2 separate regions of the Homo sapiens genome follow, and region 2 is linked to region 1. A link is a loop called in an ENCODE intact Hi-C map of the cell type or tissue named here. Cell type or tissue: heart right ventricle. All regions are shown on one strand.

Region 1 (8,000 bases):
TGGAAGAATGACAGAATCAGAATCTAAAATATTCTTGTGATTTGTTCATGGTGGCTAGAACACAGGTATACCTTTGCATGTAGAAATGAGCTAGAAGAAAGTCATTTATATGTTATTGCATAGGAATTTTATTTTGTATCTGTAGTCAATAAGATGATATTGATAGGTTTTTTAACTATGTAACTAAAATGATAGTACTTGGCTTTTTTTAAAAAAAATAAAGACTACCCTGGCTATACTATGGCTCAAAGATTTAATGAGGAGGATAAAGGTAGGTAGGACAATTAGGAAACTGTTACTATTGTGCAAATTCTTGATGCAATTCTGAATTAATGCAGAAATTTTAAGTTTGAAAATAAGATTTGAGGAATGTTAGGAGACAAAGTGACAGAACTTGGTGGCAGACTGCATGTGGACGGTAAATGAGAGGAGTGATTGGGGTGGAATTGGTTATGGTTGATTATGTTATTCACTGGTATGTGAAATGCAGGATAAATATGAGGCTGGGGAAAAGGGAAAGGGATGATAATTTAGGATATTCAAACCTATGTTTTTTTTTTTTAGCAGGACCAAATGGATATCTATTAGATCAACATATGGGTCTGAAAATTAGGAGGGATAACTCTAGTAAGAACTACATGCTTGATAAATTCAATCCTCCATTTTCCTTATTTTATATTTTCCTTTGTCCAGATATCAGTATAGGCAAACCATGTGATTAACCAAGGCCTTTTTAAAAATCGTTGTTGCAATATGTATTTATACTAAAAAATAGTATACATGACTATTCCCACAATTAATGAACACTTAGACAAATATCTGCAACAGACCTGTGTGGGAAAAATCATGTAATTTTGTATTTTAGTGTTGTCATTTTTTAGCCTAAAAGGTATGTTAATAAGAAAAGAAAAATGAAATATCTGTTAAAATGCTTCTCACAATCCAAGAAAGCTCATATAACATTTTTAAACCACTTTATTGAGATATGCTTGATATGCAAAAGCTATACATATTTAATGTATGCCACTTGATGAGCTTGGAGATAAGTATACACCTGTGAAATCGTCACCACAATCCACACAGTAGACTTCTCCGTCACCTATAAAAGTTGTTTCCTGTCCTCTTATTTATTGTCACTATTATTATAAGAACACTTAACATAAGATCTACCCTCTTAGTGAATTTTTAAGTATCCAGTACATTATTGGTAACTATAGGCACTATAAATATTATCAGATATTTTAAAAATAAGTATAAAATGGAAAGTTGGAATATCTAAATAAAAGATCATTAAAAAGGAAAGATAGTATATAGCTACAATATTCTTTCTCATGAATGAAACATACTTAGTTTGGCTGATGAGGAATTTTACAGATTCATGATGCTTATTTTTTCTGTATCACAGAAATAGGTACTTGTAGTCATATAAGTATATCTGACACCATATGTTTACTGATATGACAAACTGAAAATCCACATTATTTATACAATATTCATCTAAAATATTTACATTGAATCTAATCAGAGAATACAGATAATTGAATATATTTAGAAAATTGTCTTAGACTTTAGAAAAATGCCAATGTCAACAAAACAAAATAACAAAAATATTACAAGGAAAATGTTATAAATTAAAAGAGCTTAAAAAGCATAACGACAAAAGAAAGTGTGAAACTTGATTGGATCATGAATACAAGAAACAAAAAAGGTATGGGAAACATTTTTTTGAAACAATCAGATAAATTTGAATATGGAGTATATAGTATTAGATAACATTTAGAATTAATATAAATTTTCTTAAGCATGCAAATAGTATTTTGGTTTTGTAGAAAAATTGTCTTATTCTTAGAAGATGCATTTCAAAATATTTATGGGTAAAATGTCTAATAAAGATTCAGCAAAACAAAACATAAAACTATGTTCATATATGTATATGTAAATGTATACATACATATGAGAAAGAAAGCAAACAGGACAAATAATTCAGAAAGGGGAAGGGTATAAAATGCGGGCTTCCATAACACTATATTCTTGAACTTCTGTAAGTTTTTAAATTAATTATCAAAATAAAAAGTTTGGGAAAAATAAACAATGTGTTTTTTTGGCAAAAGAAAATGTACAAATTTATCTGCAAATTTATTCATATTGCTTTATAAGGGAATTCTATCAAACAGTCCATGGGCAGAGCATTTCAAAATTACATAAACATTTTTAGAAAATTCTTTTCAATTTATTATTTGACAACTTTGACAACAAAATTTGACAAAGACAATGGCAGGTCAATCATCCTCACAGACATAAATATAAAAACCAAAGCCAAATATTAGCCAACCAATGCCAGCAATACATAAAATGCAAAAAGAGAAAAGGTTGGGGGGACTTTTGGGGGAAGATGGATTATCCCAACAATGCATGTTTAAAATACTACTAGAAAATCATTAACATTATTTACTACATTATCAAATTAAAAGAGAAAAATCAAAAGAATGTCAGGAGGTGCCAAAAAATAATTAAATAAAATTCCTTATCAATTCCTGATTGAAAAAACACCAATTAAAGTAGAAATAGAAGAGAATTTCCTTAGTCAGATAAACTGTAGGTACAAAAACCTTCAGTAACTATCATACCTAATGGCCAACATTTAGCATTGTTCACTAGAGATAGTGAACAAGGACTTATGATTAATAGGTTTCCTGTTAACAGAATAGACCCTAGAGTATGACATAGTTTCCTGCCCTTGACCTTCTCTTCAATACTCCTATCAGGGATTTTGGTGAAGGGGGATAAAGCAGGCATTTCAAACTTGAGATTCAGTTTGGAAGGATATAGTGACAAAACCAAGTCAGACTTCCAAATAACCTCTACTAGCAGAAATGCTTGCCGCAAATAAGCAAAATGGAATTTAATAAATATCTTTATTGAGGTTCAAAATCAATTAGATACACGTGGTTTGTGGGAGGATCTGTTTGGTAAGAGATGTGAAAAAAAGTAGAAAAACTTTAATTACCACAAGCTGAGTGTAGGCCAAAAAAAAAAAAGGAGGCAAACTAATCATGGTCTTTATTAAGAAAATTACTTATTTATAAACAAGCCCACCAGGAGTGAGGCAGGTCTAGGTGGCAGAATGTCAGTGCTGTTCATAAATCTGGTATCTACAGCATAATTTTCAGTACTGCATTTCGGAAAGACATTGGCTCTTACATGGGGTATGGTTCAGAGGACAAATAATCTAAAAATCATGTTCCACAAGAAAGGAGTAAAGGAGTGGATCATATTATACTTGAAATATTTCTTTAAAAGGATATGAGCACATTCTTCAAATAATAGAAAATACTTAAAGCTCACTATATATTAGTGTATGTTCTAGGTAATTTATATTTGTGATCTAATCCTCCCAAGTTTTAGCCCAATTTTATAATAGAGGAAACTGACTTTCAGTGAGACCAAATTTGATCAAGACACTTAGTCACAGTCAGAGATGAGTGCAAGCTCATATCTATTTAGTTCCAAAACATGATGAATCCAGCTATGTGATGGGCTGTCATGTGCAAAGGACAGAGAATTTTGATGTCACTCCATAAAAAGGAGAAATAATACATGGAACAAAATTAAGTTGGCTCAAAAGAGACTACCCTAAAAATCTTTTATACCAACAGTCTACCTGTGAATGATAAGCTGACACAGCAATACCAGTATGCCTCTGAAAGTACACTGCTTTCAAGGCCAGGTGTAGGGGCTCATGCTTGTAATTCCAGCAGTTTGTGAGACAGGCAGGAGGATTGCTTGAGGCCAGGAGGCCAAGGCTGCAGTGAGTCATGATCATGCTACTGCACTCAAGCCTGGCAACAGAGCTAGATTCTGTCTCAAAACAAACCAACAAAAAAAGTACACCGCTCTCATACTAATTTATAAAAAATGCATTTAAAATAATTTCTAAAGTGTTGAAACCATTTTGGTATTTATCAGTGCCTACTTAAAAAAGAAAGCGATATGACACAGCTTTAGTAAGAGTCAGAATACATAGTTTCTTTGTTTGAAGACAGATCTGAAACTTTGGATGATTATCATAATCTCTATTGGATTCATTTTTCTCACGCATAGACTGAAGAGATGTGCATAGCTGGTTGATTTCTAAGGTTTCTTTCTACTATACAATTATGTGATTTTTAAGACCACCTACAAAAAAAAATCTTATGTGTGATTACAAGTCACAATGTTGTAATCTCATTTTGCCTGTTTGAACAAGTCATCCAAAATGAGCAATCAAGCCTTGTGTGTGTTCAATTGAAGTTCAGTTACATGTATAAATATTGGGTAGATTTAAAATTCTTTTTAATATTTTCAGATTTAAAAATGTAGAACAGGATTCCTTACTTATTCTTATTAAAAATAAAATAATTTATGAGTATCTAAGTATGAATTAAGTATAAATTTAAATATTTAATTATTTGTAACATTATCTATTTCAAAGAAACAGATGCATATCTTGTTAAAATTCTCTTGGTACCCCTTGACCCAGAAACTAATATTAGCGATGACCACAATTTGGAAGGAAGAGATTATTTCAGGACACCATCAGCGGATGTGAACATGCTGTTATAATGTCTATATTTGGCTCTGTAACATGATCTAATCTCACAAGACTGAAATGACTATTGTGAACTATGACCTAGAATTATTGTGAGAATGGGGCTCAATAATTTATTTTTGAAATAACTTTGCAATAGAGTTCCAAATAATAAATGAGATTTTAAGTAGATAGGCTTTTCTTTAGGAATTTTCCTCTTAATGCTGTAATTGACTATACTGGACCTTTACATAGAAGACTGAAGTCACTACATAAAGCAAGGATGGTACAGACACCTTTTTAAAGGCTTTCAAGGGAAAATATTAACTTTTAATATGTAGTTTCATTTAAAAGTACATGCCATTTTTAAAAAAGTGATTGATTATTCTGCTTACCTTAAACACAGCATGAATTACCAGCTAAGTTACAAATAATTGTTATACAATAACATACCCTGTAGCCTTAGAAATACTTTTGGAAATGCCACAACTTAGTGTTATCTGTATGATTACCAAATGGCCATATTTATGAAGTACAGAAGACCATTCTGAATGTACATTAACTGACACAGTCTAAAAGTCACTTTTTTCACAAATTTATAAATTTTCAACTAGTCAATAACATATAGTGAATAAAATAAAATTCGGTTGTGATTTTTTAATCTGCCTAAAAGTGGTTCTTAATCAATAAAATATTTCTCTATAATACATATGCTGATACAATTCTAGAAAATCATTGACACACTTTTTCTCATTAGGCTCAATATCTCAAGATAGACAATTCATTTAAAAGAAAGTGGTCTAAATTATTTTCACTTTATTGTAGAAATTATATCATCTTTTAAATAAATTTAACTGACATTCAGAAATGAGACTTTTTTCTCATTTCTAGTTGAATACTTTGGTTGAACAAAATACAACATTAAACATACCTGCATGAGCAAGTACTGCAGTTCCTACTGAGCCCATTGACTTTTCTTCCACATCCCCACTGCTCTGTAATTTAAGACAGTGTGTGTGTATATATGTATGTATATACGTATATGTATATACGTATATGTATATACGTATATGTATATACGTATATGTATATACGTATATGTATATACGTATATGTATATACGTATATGTATATACGTATATGTATATACGTATATGTGTATATATATAGAGAGAGAAACAAGATATTCTGATATTCTGTCATTTGTACAGGATGATGCTAGAATTTCGAATATTCAGTTCCATTGTTAGAGATTTTAAAATAAAACCTATCAAGGACAGTTTTATAATATTATTGTATGACTTTTCCCAAAGTGATGCACTTCCTACAGCAAAATAGTGAGTTATTTAAAGCCAGCAAACCAGACTATTGTGCAAAGCTCATTCATTTTTGAATGAGTTGCCACTCTCACAAACAATTCTCAGCCATGCAAAATGATAGGGTCAGTTGTCTTCGGAAAATGGGCAAGATGATTTTATTTTATTCTCAACTGTTTCATTCTTGGGCATTGCAGCCTCTAGTAAATGAGATGGTTATACCCAATCTGTCAGTTTGTGTTTGATTATGTAAAGAAATTTTAGCAAGTTACTTTGATTTTTGCATCTATCAACTTTGTTGTCATATTTCACTATCAGTGATGGAGAGCCAACTAGCATAAAATCATGGAGAGGTGTGTTCTTGAAGTTTTCCCAAGGGAAAGAATCTATATATCACCACCAGAAAATGAAACATAATTTCCCATAGCTTTACCACTCTTATTTCCTCACTATCACATAAGGTGGACAGCTGTTTCAGACAACTGCAGAAACTAGATATATTTACATATGGCTATGACCAAAAAAAAAAAAAGAAAAGTTGTCCTGAATAGAACTAAATTTAGGTGTAGCTATATCTGTTCATCGAGGCTTAAGAAAACATTGTAAATCATGCAGAAACATTTCAGTGAGGAAAAAATGATGCGCAGTACAAAGGACAAAATCTCATTTCTGAAGTATGAGTCAAAGAATTCATTTGTTTTATTGAGATTCTACTGAGTTAGGCACTGTTCTAGGTGCTTTGGCTAAATCAGTGAACAAAGCAGATAGAGATTCTTTGCAACGTGAAATTTACTTTGCAGTGATGAAAGGAACATTTTTAAATAATATATGAATTATTCCTAAGCATGTAGAAGAAGAAAAGTGTTAGGAGAAAAGTGTTAGGAAAGAAGTGAAGGTAGAATAGGGAAATGAAGACTGAGTGGGTGAGAGTCGAATTAGAAATTTAAATAGGGTGGGTTGGGTGCAGTGGCTCATGCCTACAATCCCAGCACTTTGGGAGGCCGAGGCAGGCAGATCACTTGAGGCCAAGAGTTTGAGACTAGCCTAACCAAAATGGTGAAACCCTGTCTCTACTAAAAATACAAAAATTAACTGGGCATGATGGCGCACACCTGTAATCCCAGCTACTCAGGAGGCTGAGGCAGGAGAATCGCTTGAACCCAGGAGGCAAAGGTTGCAGTGAGCAGAGATCTTGCCACTGCACTCCAGCCTGGGTGACAGAGCGAGATTCCATCTCAAAAAGAAAGACTCTTCTGGATATTGGCCTAGGCAAAGAATTTGTGACTAAGACTTCAAAAGCAAGTGTAACAAAAACAAAAATAGGCCAATGGGACAAACGAAAAGCTCTGCACAGAAAAAGAAATAATCAACAGAGTAAACAGACGTCTAAAGAATGGGAGAAAACATTTGCAAGCTATGCATCAAACAAAGGACTAATACCCAGAATCTACAAGGAATTCAAACAACTCAACGAGAAAAAAGCAAATAGCTCCATCAAAAAGTGGGCAAAGGACATGAACAGATATTTTTCAAAGAAGACATACAAATGGCTAACAATCATGTAAGAAAATGTTCACTACAACTAATTGTCAGAGAAATGTAAATTAAAACTACAGTGAAGGCCAGGTGCAGTGGCTCACACCTGTAATCCTGCACTTTGGGAGGCTAAGGCAGGCAGATCACGAGATCAGCAGATCCAGACCATCCTAGCCAACGTAGTAAAACCCGTCTCTACTAAACTACAAAAAATTAGCCAGGCATGGTGGCATGCGCCTGTAATCCCAGGTACTCGGGAGGCTAAGGCATGAGAATCACTTGAACCCAGGAGGTGGAGGTCGCAGTGAGCTGAGATCACGCCACTGCACTCCAGCCTGGTGACAGAGTGGGACTCGATCTCAAAAAAAACAAAAACAAACAAACCAAAAAAAAAAACTACAGTGAGAGACCACCTTACACCAGGTCAAAATGGCTATTATTAAAAAGTCAAAAAACAACAGATACTGGCAGCGATGTAGAGAAAAGGGAACACTTACACAATGTTGGTGGCATGTAAATCAGTACAACCTCTATGAAAAAATAGTATGGATATTTCTCCGAGTTAAAAATAGGACTACCAT
Region 2 (8,000 bases), 140 kb before region 1:
GCCAAAAATGCTGGACCTTGAAGCCAAGAAATGTAGATTCAGTTCTGGGTGTTAGTATTGAAGTTTGTCTGTGATACAGTTTTCTCTAAAATGAGTTTACTTACATCAAATAAGGTTGCAAGTATTAAATGAAGTAAAATAATATATATTTATATTGTAGAAAATGTTATTGTTATTTTGAAATATTACTATGAAGTATCATTTCAAACCATAACAGTAAAGTGTTATTTCATATTGGCCAAGTGTTTTAAAAATCTAATAAATGTGTATATTTTACAAAAGTAGAAATGAGTATTTGCAAAATAGTTAGATTATAATGAAATGTGATCATATATGTATGGAATTAAAATATGCAAATGGAAAGACAGCTACTAGTTTAGAACAATGCTACTTGCAAGTTTCAGACACATCTTGGGCCAGTGAACAAAAACATCTTCTGATTAGATGCAAGGATACTTACAGAATTAAGTATCTGATAGTTACAGAATTATCTTAAACTTTCCTTTTCAGGAAACACACAGGAAATACACACACATGCAGGGTTCAAATGTGTTAAAGTAAACAAGGTTAAAAAAATTCCTTAAAAAAATAGGGTGGCAACTATAACTTCCAAGGTAAATTCCAAATTCAGTACACTCTGTGCAAGTACCTCCAGTTGTAATTAATATTCTTCCCAGGCTAACCCATTATCTGATGGTTCTCTGTTTGGTTTATTGTTCTGGTTCACTAATGAGTCTGGGAAATTAAATGATTTCTACTTTAGTTCTTATTTTCTTGTAAATTCCAAAGGACCACTGGACTTTCTATATAACAAACATTTTTAAATATTTCATTTTGGCTTCCTTGTGAACCAATATTTAAAGCAATATTTTTTAGCTTCAACACACATTACTGACTTCAAACCACACAGAAAAAGACTAAAAAGTACATGCAAATCTTTACAAAACAGGTTTCAATATGCTACTTGATGATTTCAGAAACTGGGATGTACTCTAGAGAATTTATGCCATTTACAGTTATTTATAATTTTAGTTAATGTATAATTAATTTGAGGCTTTTACTTAATTCCTCCAAATTGATTTCTCCTTTACTTCAACTTGGCATCATCATCTAATAATTCAGTACTATTTGTAATAAGCTTCCTGAATCGAAAAAAAATTAACTTTATTTTTATTCTACTAATTTACACTAATTAAATTTCAGATTATTTAAAAGTAATATACTTTGCTATTCCCAGTAACAATGACAATATCTTTGTTCATTACAGAAAAGAACTTAAAAAGCACATATCCAAAATACACATTGCATTTGATCATGTAGAGCAAGTCAGGTATACCAAAAGTTGTGCAATTCAGATTGAAAATTAAACAAGCTAATGACTCTGTAAAGTAATAGTTAATAATTGCATATTAGACAACATGTTGACATAAGAGCTGTAAGTCATTTATAACATCTAACCTCATTATATTGGTCTGCAGTATAATGATCTTCATCATTTAAACATCATGTATAAATAGCCTAAGTATAAAATGAAAGTTTTATAATAATCCAAATTGGATTATAAATCACTTTAAATATTAACTTATACATACGACATGAAATGCCATTGGGTATGGTTTAAGCATAAAATATAGGAAGGTTGATAACTTGAAAATAATGCAAACCTGATTTTTAGATAAAGCCTAGTGACTAAGAAAACAGTTACTACCTTTTTTCCTGTCCTCCTATATAACTTCTTAGGAGTATTTATACAGTAGTGTCACCTCCCGTCATCTGGGTGATGGGAAAAATCCCTTAATCTTTTTTATTTAAAGAAAAATCATACAACTTACCTTTAAAATGGCTAAGAAGGATTTTTCAATCAAATGCTCCAACATTTGGACAATTCTTAATAGGATCAAATGGTATTCTGCAGGAAAGTCCTACACTGCAGTCCTCAGTACATAAATGCGTGAGAGTTTAAATATGCAACCACACCCCCTCCCCCCCCCAAAAAAAGAGAAGAGAAAGCACTCTACAGTGTCAGATCCCAGTGTGTGGTTTGTTGCCAGAGGAATTGAAAGAAAAAAAAAATCCCCCACACAGCACATTACTGATATGGCTAATAAGGGTCTATTTTTATGTTCTGGTGAAGACCCATTACCTATATCTGAGATATTCAGCATTTTTTTTTTTTTTGGCTATTTCCCATCCAAGTAAGTCAGAGGCCAGAAAAACAAAAGGAACTGACTTGCTGAGTTTCCCCTAACATATTCTCAGATGCTGAACTGAGACCGCTGGTGGAAATAGTAAATTTGGAAGAATAATCATATTCTCACTTCCCTGTCTTGACTGAGCTTGCGAAACTTATTTTATTAAGTTTAAATTTAATGTACTTTTTTATACAGCGTAATTCTGAAATACTGTGAGACTAATAATTCTGAAAACAATTGGAGACTGTCAATCAGCAAGGATGACAAACTGACTTAAAAAAAGGAAACAGCCTATTGTTCTAGCTGGAAGTTCTTAACTGTTTATCATTTTCTGTTAGTTTTGCAAAAATTTCATGATCACAGCACAGTGCTCCTACAAAAAATAAACTCTTTAAATTTCTTCAACCAAAATATGTCTAAGTAGAATTACTATTGAGGATAATCTTTAGTACTTAAGTCACTTTCAAAAAAAAAAAAAGCATTATGTTGATATTGAATCAAAATAGAAGGCCTTGCACTTTGGGGAAAGAACCTTCACTATCAAGACCCTGTTCTTATAAAGAAATTCTCAGAATCATACAGGAAAACCTTCACAGGGTTAACCTGGCATGTATTTGATAGGAGAGCTGGATAAATGCATTCAAACAACCTTAGAAGTAAAGTAACCTAAGAATACCAGACAGAAATATATTTAGTTCATTAGGTCATATTTAAACCAGTCCTTAAGTTAGAATGCTCGTGCTGTCCTTTTTGGGCATGTGAGGCACACAACGAATCCTTTCATTTGCAAGCAGTGCCATACAACTGAAAAAAAAAACCCCAAACACTCTTTTCTCCTCAAGAATTTTTTTTCCCCAGGGAAGTTTTTACTGACATATTTATTTAAAAAATAAGTCATAAAAATATTGTAAGTCTATTACTTTTTTTTCAAATCTCAGACCACTTAATTAGGATAAAGTAGAAATGACCATGTGCAATCTCTTTATAATTTATGCTTTCAGTTAGAAAAGAATAACTCACAGTGATTTCATGAAACTTAAGAAGGTAATTCCCTTAAATAACTGCGACCTTTTATCTTGGTGGCACGATATAAAATGGTAGTATAAAGACATATTATTTTGGTTAAGAATATCTATTTTGTAGATAGCTGTTTTGTATTTAAGCTAATTTATTTCTCAACCTTAATTCTCACACACTCACACTCTAATATGACAATTCAGAAAAAGATTACCAACGAAAGGGTTCAGATAAGACCTGTTTAAAAGAGCATATTTTAAAGATATTAAAAGACTAAAGTATAATGAAAATATGATCGCAATTAGAGAAAGATTATTTCAGAAAAAATACATGCAAAATAGATGCCTAAGTTGACATTAAACTTACTTGGGTATTATTTAATCAGTAGCCTAATGCCATTCAAATCTGCTGTCACTGGAGAGGAAAATGTCACAGAGTCCCATGAGCAGTCCAAAGAATCAAATTTACATTCCCAGAGACAGCTGTTAAGTGTTCAATCCCATAGACAACAGTTCCTGAGTAGCTTAGCATACAAGATCTGAAAGCACACAGCTGAGTCAAATCTGCAACTGTGGATTTTTAGAAAAATATAGACCTTAAACAATAACATAGCAAAATGCTGTACCCATTTTAAAGTAAAGAGTGTTGGGGTTTTCATTTTTTTAAAGACTATGCACCCACCATATTTTGAAGGGATGTGTTTTATGTGAGCATATACCTTGCTTTATGTAAATCCACTATAACACTGGATTAATTTATTAGAATGACAGGATATAATTTTCAATCTACTTCAGTCAGTTTAGACAATTCTTTGGAAATTCTTTTTTTTTTTTTTTTGCAAGAGATCACATAGGGTTAGAAATTGGAAGGATGTAAGTTTAAATCCTCAGGCTACCGGGCCCTAGTTATATTGACTTGTAATTGGAAGTTAACTGCTTGTTCTTCTTTTTCCAGATTTATCAAGGTATGAATCATTTTGACATGTGTATACACTGTAAAATGATTGCCATAATCAAGTTAATTAACATTCATTGCTCTCATTTTCATAATCAAAGAATAGAGAAAACTAAATAAAAGAGTAATAATAAGAGCTAAGAGATGAGTAGTGTACAATACTTGACAGGAGCCTGAAAATTTCTAGGCACTCAACACTCCCCATTTCATCACCCCCACTTCCTACAAGCCTCCTCCCCTCTCCGTTCTCTGCTTTATTTTCCACAGGTCACTTATCACCATCGAAGAAATTCTGCCAATTGACTTTTGTTTTTGCCCTGTCTTTGCACCTGCTAGAATGTTGGGTTTTTGCAGAGGGGGATGCTTGTCTGTTTAATTCACCACTGAACTTTGCACCTGCCTTTGCACTTGCTAGAATGTTGCGTTTTTGAGGAGGGGGATGCTTGTCTGTTTAATTCACCACTGAACCCCTATAGTACAGAATAAGCTCATAGTTGGTAATAAGTTGAATAAACAGACACACACAAGACTATTATAACCATCATAATGCTTTACAAGTAGTGAGAATGAGTGGAAATGAGAGACTATTATGCTGCTTCTTCATACCATGGATATGTAATGGTTTGATTCAGATTAAGAACATCTGCTAGGAAAATGAATGGAATCCGAGTCTGAATTTGGAATTCATCACTTCCTAAGTGTATGACTTATTGCTAACTACTTTACCTCTCTTAAACATGGTAGAAATATCTCCCTCACAGAATTGCTGTCAAGATTAAAAGTGATAATATGAAGGATTTAGCACAGAGCCTGACATAGTTTTTGTTTAACAAATAATTGTGGCTGGGCTTGGTGGCTCACACCTGTAATCCCAGCACTTTGGGAGGCTGAGGTGGGCGGATCACTTGAGGTCAGGAGTTCGAGAGTAGCTTGACCAACATGGTGAAACCTCCTCTCTACTAAAAATACAAAAATTAGCCAGGTGTGGTGGTGCATGCCTGTAATCCCAACTACTCAGGAGGCTGAGACAGGAAAATCGCTTGAACCTGGGAGGCGGAGGTTTGCAGTGAGCTAAGATTGTGCCACTATACTCCAGCCTGGGCAATAGAGTGAGACTCTGTCTCAAAAAACAAAAACAACAACAAATAATTGCATGGCCATCACTGGCTATCACGCACAATTTTATTTTAGAAAATGTATTAAGTATGGAGAGAAAGCAATATTGAAAATTATAGAAAAGTGTACAATGAGAGGCCTCAATCCCCAATTGTATTCCTCAGAAGTAACAAATGTTAAGTGTGTGTTAACCTTCCCCCAGTAATTTTATAATTTTCTAAAGTATATTAGCCATTTTTATTTTAAAACATTTGTAACAATATCCTTTTCACCTTTTTTTCCATAAATTGCTTTGTCCCTTTCTTAATAATTAGTAGGAAAATAGTCTTTGGACATTTGACAATTTTTTTTTAATTTGACAATTTTTACTTTTCTGTTTGTATGTGTAACTTACAGAAATGTTTACATTTTTATTCCATAAACTTTGAGTCATTTCCTTTTGAGGATTGTATCATGCTTTGAAAGCCTTTATCCACTTTGAGCATACTAAAAAAAAAATAAACTTTCTTTTAGCATTTGTATAGTTAAAAAAAATCCTTTTAACAGTACTTTTGGACAAGCTGATTCATGGAATGTAACACTTGTGAAATAAAAGAGGAAGAGTACAGTAAGTTGAGTAACAAATATTGCAACATATTTGAGAAGCAAATGACAGATGGGTAACAAGAGTTCTGGAAGAGGAATCACATGGCCCGTGTGATTCCTTTATTAGCAATAGGATTTGTGAACTAGGCAAGACGTAATAATCATTGTATTCCTGTTGTCCTTTCTTGTTAAATGGGATAACCTATAAAGTCTACCTACCTTTAAGCTGAAGATCAGATAGTAGATTTAAACTTTAAAATGTAAGGCTATATGCAGATACAAGAATATCTTATAGTAGTAGATACCATTTAAAAGAAAACTAAGCGATTTTTTTTAACAGTTCAGCAAATGAAAAGAAGCATTTTAGTATAACTTGCATTGTAATTCTAGATTGAATGGGTGAACAAAGACTTGAAGAGCAAAGAACAATGAAGATGATCATACAATAACATAGTCAACACATAGTAGGAGCTTACTACCTGCCAGGTGTGGAGCTAAGTATTTCACATGTATTACCTTGCTGAATAATCATCTCTCCTTACTAGGCTCTTTAGATGACTAGCTGAGTTCACACAGCTAGTACTTGGCAGAACAAGGGCTGGAACCCAAACTGACTGACTGAAGGGCCTATACTCTTTTCTTCAAAGAAAAAAAAAGATACATTTATCCTTGATCAAAATCTAATTTTACATATTTTTCTCAAAATCTTTGCACAAGTTGAATAATTTTAACCTGATATTACATTAAGAGCAAAATAATGTCTAGACACAATAGAAAATGAACAGTGAACATATGTAGGTGGCAATCAACAGAATTATTTTAGATTAAATAAAACATAAAATTTCATTCTATTGACCTATGAACTATCTCATAACATTAGTTACCAATGTAAAACCAGGCAACATTTATTTTATCACTTTAATCTTTAGGGAATACTAATCATGGAAATGTATACATACATACATTTAGGCATACACACACTTATGCTTATATATGTATAATAGATGAACATTTTTCAGTTGCCAGCTCGTCACTTATAGAAGTATTAAAGTATTAGTATGTTCTAACTGCTTTATAAGTTGAGGAAGGACTTCACATGCAGTAATAAAAAATATCTATGTAATTTGAATATTAAATTGCAAAAGACAAGAGCATCATGTAATGCTAGTGAAATGCTGAGACTGAAATGGAGATTTCTAATATCACCTTTAAAAGAAAATTTCCAGAAAATTATTAAAGGTGAAATTCCGAATATCAGAGTAACTTAGTTTAGACTTAAACCACATGGCCTAATGAATCAAAAGTCAGGATAAAAACAAACATACTGCATTAAAAGTAGAAAATAATCTTACCTATAGGTTTAATAGAAGTCATGCTTGTAACAGATTAAAGAGAGCACTTCTGTATATGTAGGTAGTTCTCATGTGGGCATGGCCAAATCATTATGTAAATTTTACAGGCCATCTAAAAATGTTGGCAGACCTAATTCTTACTTGAACAGCTTGCAAAAACAATTCTCTAAGTAGGAAAAAAAATTAGTCAACATTTAAATGATGGTAAGAAACATAAGGAAATGCCATGATCAGCATAGTTAGGTAAACTGTGTTCATAGAGTAGATAGGAAATTATTCGAGGAAAAAACAGAAACATTTAGGCAAAAGAATAACTAGGTCTCAAAGCATGGTGTGATGAAATAGCAGGAAAAAAATCAATAATTCATAGCCAAAACAAGCATTTAGTTGATGAGCACCTAGTTTTTTAAACGTTGAGAAAAAAATAGCAATTAATGAATTTTGAATTTTTACCGGGCAGAAAGAAAAAATTCATTGTCATTAAGGGTACCACAAATTTTAGTTCTGAGAAATATTATAATAGCCCTGGATTAAAAAGGTGGTCCCTAAAGTGGAGTCTTTAAAATAAAATAAATAATTTTGAGAAGGTTCAGAGAAATAATTTAACTTTGCATTGGCTCTAGGCTTGGCCATAATGATGTGTTTTAAAATGCTAAAATATTAGGTTTTTCTTATTTTGTTTAAACCATAAAAAATTGATCAGCATGATGAATATCTTAAAACAGAAAAATATAAAGAAATCAGATGAAGGATGACATAAAATGATTTTTTGTTCCATTTAATA

Evidence for each region. Hi-C counts contacts between places; a loop is a spot of excess contacts. Peaks named below come from ENCODE experiments on the same cell type or tissue, not always from the same donor. Only the 100,000 strongest peaks of a DNase experiment are listed, where the experiment ranks them.
Region 2: it touches region 1 in a loop (2.7-fold over the local background); 7 of 110 quality-filtered maps call a loop at or near these places.

The regions. Positions count from the first base shown.
Region 1 is chr7:80,495,269-80,503,268 of GRCh38, reverse strand. The region is part of intron 1 of GNAT3 (G protein subunit alpha transducin 3); the gene reads left to right. All of the region lies in intron 2 of LOC107986812 (a long non-coding RNA gene), which reads right to left. Among named protein-coding and RNA genes, the nearest start is that of GNAT3, 13 kb to the left of the region's middle. In heart right ventricle, no CTCF peak of the experiment used is centred here; a DNase peak (open chromatin) is centred at 3,778; H3K27ac peaks cover 3,573 bases.
Region 2 is chr7:80,632,579-80,640,578 of GRCh38, reverse strand. It overlaps CD36 (CD36 molecule (CD36 blood group)), which reads right to left and starts at 1,937. Exons shown (of 15, transcript NM_001001548.3): 1 at 1,833-1,937. In heart right ventricle, no CTCF peak of the experiment used is centred here; no DNase peak of the experiment used is centred here; H3K4me3 peaks cover 3,858 bases; H3K27ac peaks cover 8,000 bases.